Regions from separate parts of the Mus musculus genome. Here region 2 is linked to region 1. Evidence: chromatin loops called from intact Hi-C (ENCODE). Cell type or tissue: heart. All regions are shown on one strand. Each heading gives the region's core, and the rest is flanking DNA. Links, peaks and the distances in the headings are about the cores only. Region 1 has its middle 6.0 kb from the start of Adck2. Region 2 holds the start of Mkrn1 (makorin, ring finger protein, 1).

Region 1 (2,914 bases), core at 224-2,723:
ATTTGAGCTGGAGGGATCTTGGAGATAGGTGCACCCATACTTCCCAGACAGAGGGAAACGGGATTGTCCCTGCAGTGTTAACACAAGTCTAGAATCTGGGGAGGGCTAGCAGAGGGCTTGAACAAAATCAGAAGGTGAAACTGGAGTGGGAGAAACTCTGATGCAAAGAATGACTACAGCTCCAGTGATGAGCAGAGAGAAAGGGTCACCGAGCCAGACCTCCTTGGGGAGGCATATGAAGGCAACACCGAAGGGCAAGGTTGACAATGGCTTTCTCCATCTCTCTTCAGAGTTCTGACATTTTTTTTCACCACTGTGCATATGGGTGTATGGGGATGGCTGGAGATTTTATATATATATATATATATATATATATATATATATATATATATATATAATATTTAAGTATACACATATATTTAAGTGACACTGGAAATTCTGGAAGTTACACCCACACACACCCAAACAAGTGCTCTGCTCACTCACAGCCCATGACCAAGATTTTTACACTACACTCCAACTTTCTTAGCGGCAAATTGCAGGCCATGTGTATCACATAGGACTTGGGGCAGGATCGGGGGCTGACCTCAAACTTTTCTTTGCCAGATAATTACCTTGACCTCGTGAGAAAAGAGGAGGTGGGAAAAGACAGATTTTAGCTTCTCACTGACCATTTTGGACTGTAAGAAATAAGGGTTTGCAGTTTATAGGCTGTGAGTTATGGTACTTTGCTAACGCAGACCAAAGGGACCTGTAGGCTCAGGGTTGTGTCTGACATTGTGCGTGAAGAGGACAGAGATGCAGCTAAATATCTTCCAGTTATAGGACACCCCTCCTGCACCACCCCCTCTGCAAAGCAGAGAATCCTGCTCAGAATGTCAGAAGTATAGAAATTAGGGATGGAGAGCAGTTAAGAGCACTGGCGCTCTTTCAGAGGACCCTGGTTCTATTCACACTACCCACATGATGGCTCACAACCATCTGTAACTACAGTCTCAGGGGTCCCAATGCCCCCTTTTTACTTTCAACAGCCATGCATGCAATAAACAGATATGCATGCAAGCAAAATACCCATATGCATAAAATAAGAAAACAAGCTTCCACTTCCTTCTCCTGAGCACCATATGTGCCCTGCCTCATATATTTCATGTAAACGTGTTATGGAGGAGATACTAAAATGATAGGCTCTTGTGCAAAGAGAAGTCTAGACAGACTTAGCATCTCTTGTTTTTCCTTCCTAGGCAGGTCTGGAACCCTAGGGGAAGCTTGGTTGCACTTCAAAGTGAGTAGTGACTCCTAGTGGAAGTAATGCGAACCACATCAGCAGGGACAATACCGAAAAACAGAGACTATTTGCGGGCTTTTGCTGTTGAGATGAATCTGGACATCAATAGAGGCTACCCAGACAAGGACAAACGGGCTGGTTACTCAGACTTGTCTGTAGAAAGGAAGCTGGCCACCATTGTGGGCAGAAACTTATACTCAAGTTGAGCAAATACCGGTGGGAACAGGTGTTTGGAGGTTGCTGGGGGTGGTGGTGAAGGAAGGGGTGTCGATTAATTTCTGTTGCTGTGATAAGATATCCTGATAAACGATGTAAGAGAGGAATGGGTTATTTTGCTTTATGAATTGGCTTATTTTTAAGTTTTTTCTCACTGTGTAGCTCTGGCTGTCCCAAAACCTTACTTATGTAGACCAGGCTGGCCCTGAACTCACAGAGATCCATTTGCCTCTGCCTCCAAAGTGCTGGGATTAAAGGCGTGCCACCACTACTTTGGTTTACTTCCCAGGTTCTATTCCAACATTGGACAGACGTCAAGACAGGGACATCATTTGAACAGATTCCTGTTTGCTCTCATCTGGCTTTCTCCTGTCTTACATAGTTCAGGATCTCCAGGCCAAGGGAATGGCACTGCCCACAATGGGCTGGGTCCTCTTAAATCAATTAACAGTCAAGACAGTCCACCACAGACATGGCCACAGGCTAGCCTGATGTAGTCAATCCTTCACTCGGGCTTTCTTCCTAGGTGATTCTAGGTTGTTGCTGACATTTAAAAATAACCCTCACAGCTATGCAGAAGAGAGGGGAGACAATGGTTATAGCTAGCAATGGTGGCTGACCCCAAGCAAGCTGAGTCTTCCAGCACAGCAGGAACGAGACACACATGGATACACAGACTGTGGCAGCATACACAAGACCTGCACAGATTCAAAGCACACAAAATCAGCACTAACAAGGGGAAACGGACACAGCGTTCCACCACTAACCAGGAAGCGATTTGCAATTGAAACCTGTTGGAAAGTGAAAATCAGTTTTCTGCAGTGGAACGTCCTCCCCAGTGCTAGGATCGAGGCATGCACCACCTCTTTTTTGGCTCTGTAGCTGGCACTCTTAAAAAAATAAGTTTTCCTTATTGTAAGCCTATAGCTGTTGCAGGGGTCAGAGGTAAACCACAGCTCCATTGTGAGATATAGACTGGCTGTCCTTTCCTCTCCAATGTAGTCCATTTTATGATACCTCGCAACCTTCATTGCTTTAGTGGCCCTTGCTACACTTTGAAACTGCTCTTATATGTTCCCTCATTGGTCTAGAAGTGCATATTCTCTTGCCCTGTTCCTAGGTTTACAGACACAGAGGCTGAGGGTGAGGCTCGCCCTCCAGTGTAGTTATGATCGATAGTATGGTTTGAAGTAGGTACCATAGGTAAACGTCTAGGATGCTACAAAGGCACCTACTCCCATGCTGAGAATTGGCTAAGGTGTTGTTCTCCTTATTTTTGTGGGTGGGATGGCGTGGAGTGGATGTGGGCTTTAACAGAGGCGGACTAGAAAACATGATTGATTTATTTAGCGGTAGGGTTTCCTGTACTTGTGCTAGCTTTGGACTTTGGTTCCTCCTGCTTGGCCTTTCTAA
Region 2 (2,914 bases), core at 322-2,821, 150 kb before region 1:
CACTTCTCCACAGATGCTGGGGAACCAACTGCCCCAACCATACCCACAAATCATAAAAAAATTAAGGGAAAATGTTAACCGGACAGTAGCGGTTCACCCCTTTAATCCCAGCACTCAGAGACCTGTGAGTTCCAGGCCAAGCTGATCTACAGGGCTAGTCCCAGGACAGCTAAGGCTACATAAAGAAACACTGTCTTAGGAAGGAAGAGGGAGTAAGGGAGGGAAAAGGAAAGAAGAAATGTTGAAGCAGAAATGTATAAAGTTGCAAGCATCTGACAGGATGATAATGAAATCAGTTATGAAATGTTATTTGGTAATGGGTATTTAGAACTAGACTAGAGAAAGATAGTAGATGAAAGAAAAAAAAAAATCAAGGATTTAAATTTTCAATATCAGCCCGGGTGGAAACACTATCCTTAGTACTAGGAGGGCAAAGGCTGGAGGAGGGAAGTTCAAGGCCAGCCTGGTCAATGCAACAGTGTTAGGACAACCAGGCTGCAAAGCTGGACCTTGCCTCAAAAAAAAAAAAAAAAGAACAGACTGAGGGGAAAGCTTTAATCTGACGTTATTAAATGTGTTACAGGAAAGACTGGAAGATTCTTCAGTTTGGGAGTTAATATCAACACCGAGTTGTTCATTAGGAATTGCCTTTAGCATTTGCGGTTAATAAACTGTCCTTGCCGGGTTTAAAGTGGCATTTCCTTTTAATTTTCTTAGCCGATAGAAAAGCGTATATAGTCCTTCCTGGTAGTTAAAATCTATATACTCGGGCGTGGTATCATCTCACCCCTGCACTCCCGCACTAGAGAGGCAAAAACAAGAGGATTGCCGAAAATTCTAGGGCAGTCAGACTATATAGGTCAACCGGGGCCACACAGTAGGACTGTCTCAATAAGCCCCCTCCCATCGTTAATACAAACAATCCTTCCTCCAACGTTTATAGCTGGGGAATTATTTTTTAACATACGTACTGTATAACTGTCACCTGATCATACATTTTCCCAATAATTTCGTCTCGCTTACCAAACAAGAACCAAACCTCTCTGGTCGGATCTCCTTTCTCGCAAAGAAGAACGCCTCTCAAAGGGACAGTAATAATAATGGCAGTTCATAAAACCAAGGGTGGAAGAGCCTAACGCCGGCTCCGAACGCTCGGTTCGGAGACAAAGCTCGGAACCGCCGACCACCGACTTACATACAAAGGCATACAAAAGCGGCTGCTCCCGGCGGGGCGGGGGTGAGCGGCGCAGAGAGCAGAAAAGACGTTACAAACGGATAGCCCGGCTCGGAGCCCCGGGGCCGGCCGAGCTCGCCGGGACCCTTGGAGGGTCTCAGGGCGCACCGAGGGTCGTTAGAGCCCGATTCGCATCGGCGAGCTCGCGCCGCATCCCCGAACCTGTAGCGATGGAGGCCAGGGCGGGGACACCGGTCCTCTCCGCACGCACCGGGGCGCCGCTGAGCGAGGCGAGGTGACGGGACCGCCCTGCAGTCCGAGCCCGCAGTCTGAAACCCGCAGCGATGCCGCGGCCAACCTCTGCGGAGGCTGACGCAGCGATGCTGTACGGACAGCCGCAGCGGGGACCCCGCGACGCCCGCCTCCGCCTCTTGCTCGGCCCCGCAGCCCCCGCCCTCCGCCGCGCCACGCAACGTCCTACCTGCAGGTGACCTGTTTCGTCCAGCCGCCGCCGCTGCCGTCGCTGCCGCCGCCCCCTCCTCCCGCCCCCGGGGACGGGGCAGCGACTGTGGGGATAGAGGTGAGGGAGGCCGCTGCCACCGCCGCCGCTGCCGCTCCTGCTCCTGATGTTGTGGCTGTTGTTCCGGGAGCCGCAGCCTCCGCCATTACTGTTTATCCCACACAGCAATGGCCCCGGAACTTCCGGGATCACATAGTTCCGGTCCGGCTGAGAAGGAGAAGACAGCGAAGGGAGGGGAGGGGAGGGAGGCTGAGGAGCCCGAGAGCTCTGCGCCAGTCCCGCGCCGTGTCACCGCGTCTCCGAGCGCTCAGGTCTCAGGAACTGCGGGCTCCGCAGGGCACCCGCGGCCCTCCTCCGGCGACGCTGATTGGTGATGGCTTAGGCTCCGCCCTAAAGGGGCGTGATCACACGCTTAGCCAGGTGTGCTAGGATGGTCCTGGTCCTAGCCATCCTAGCCATCAAAGGACCACATGCAAGGACCAACTTCTGCCTATGGCTGGTGGCGCACGTACAAGGTGGGGGAAGGCCTGGGGCTGTGTCTGCTCTTTATCTAGAGTGAGATCCCAACCTATTGTGTTGGGATCTGTTTCTTTCTCTCACAGGAACTGTCAGAATCCCTGCTGATGGAAGTGCCCAGGTGGGCCTGGCGGCAGACATCTTGGAATCCCACCAATGTGAAGACTTGAGTATCACAATGGCTGCAAGTTCGAGACCAGCCCAAGCTAAATAGATCCTGTCAAAGTAATAACAGTAATGTTGTAAATGAATTATGTGTGGTAGCCTGTTTGTAATACCAGCTCTTGGGAAGCTAAAGGAAAAAAGTGTTTGGTTTTATACCTGACCAGGAACTGAGGTGCATATTTTACATATCAAAGCAGACTTGACCTCCGGACTTCCCTAGCGTCCTTTTAGTCCCTATCTGGCATTCCCTGCCCCCAACCTTGAACTTTCCAGCCCAGGAGCTAGGCTGCCCTTCACCCCAGAGGCTCCTCCCTATATTTCTAGACATTTTCTCTGTCTCCTCTCTGCCTGCATGCCCTTTCTTTTTTTCTCTCTCCCTTCCTTATCCCATCCTTACCCCCGTGGCGACTCCTGAGGCCAGTGAACTAGCCTGCCTGAGAGAGCTTCCCAATAAACCTGCCTTTAATAGACTCGAATCTAGTGTGAATTGGCTCATTTCACCAACATCAGAGAAATAACCTATCAAAAAGGGTCACAGG

What was found. A loop is a pair of places that touch in the nucleus more often than their neighbours do. Peaks named below come from ENCODE experiments on the same cell type or tissue, not always from the same donor. Only the 100,000 strongest peaks of a DNase experiment are listed, where the experiment ranks them.
Region 2: a loop joins it to region 1, with 2.7 times the contacts of the local background. A loop is called at or near these places in 8 of 42 quality-filtered maps.

What each region holds. Positions count from the first base shown.
Region 1 is chr6:39,566,449-39,569,362 of GRCm38, forward strand. No RefSeq gene overlaps it. Among named protein-coding and RNA genes, the nearest start is that of Adck2, 6.0 kb to the right of the region's middle. In heart, for the core only: a CTCF peak has its summit at 1,300; no DNase peak of the experiment used is centred there.
Region 2 is chr6:39,418,444-39,421,357 of GRCm38, forward strand. Mkrn1 (makorin, ring finger protein, 1) reads right to left here and starts at 1,926. Exons shown (of 8, transcript NM_018810.2): 1 at 1,656-1,926. The coding sequence starts at 1,840. It overlaps Gm10244 (predicted gene 10244), which reads left to right and starts at 1,935. Exons shown (of 2, transcript NR_152168.1): 1 at 1,935-2,209; 2 at 2,297-2,851. In heart, for the core only: a CTCF peak has its summit at 1,535; a DNase peak (open chromatin) is centred at 1,908; H3K4me3 peaks cover 1,937 bases; H3K27ac peaks cover 1,064 bases; H3K27me3 peaks cover 179 bases.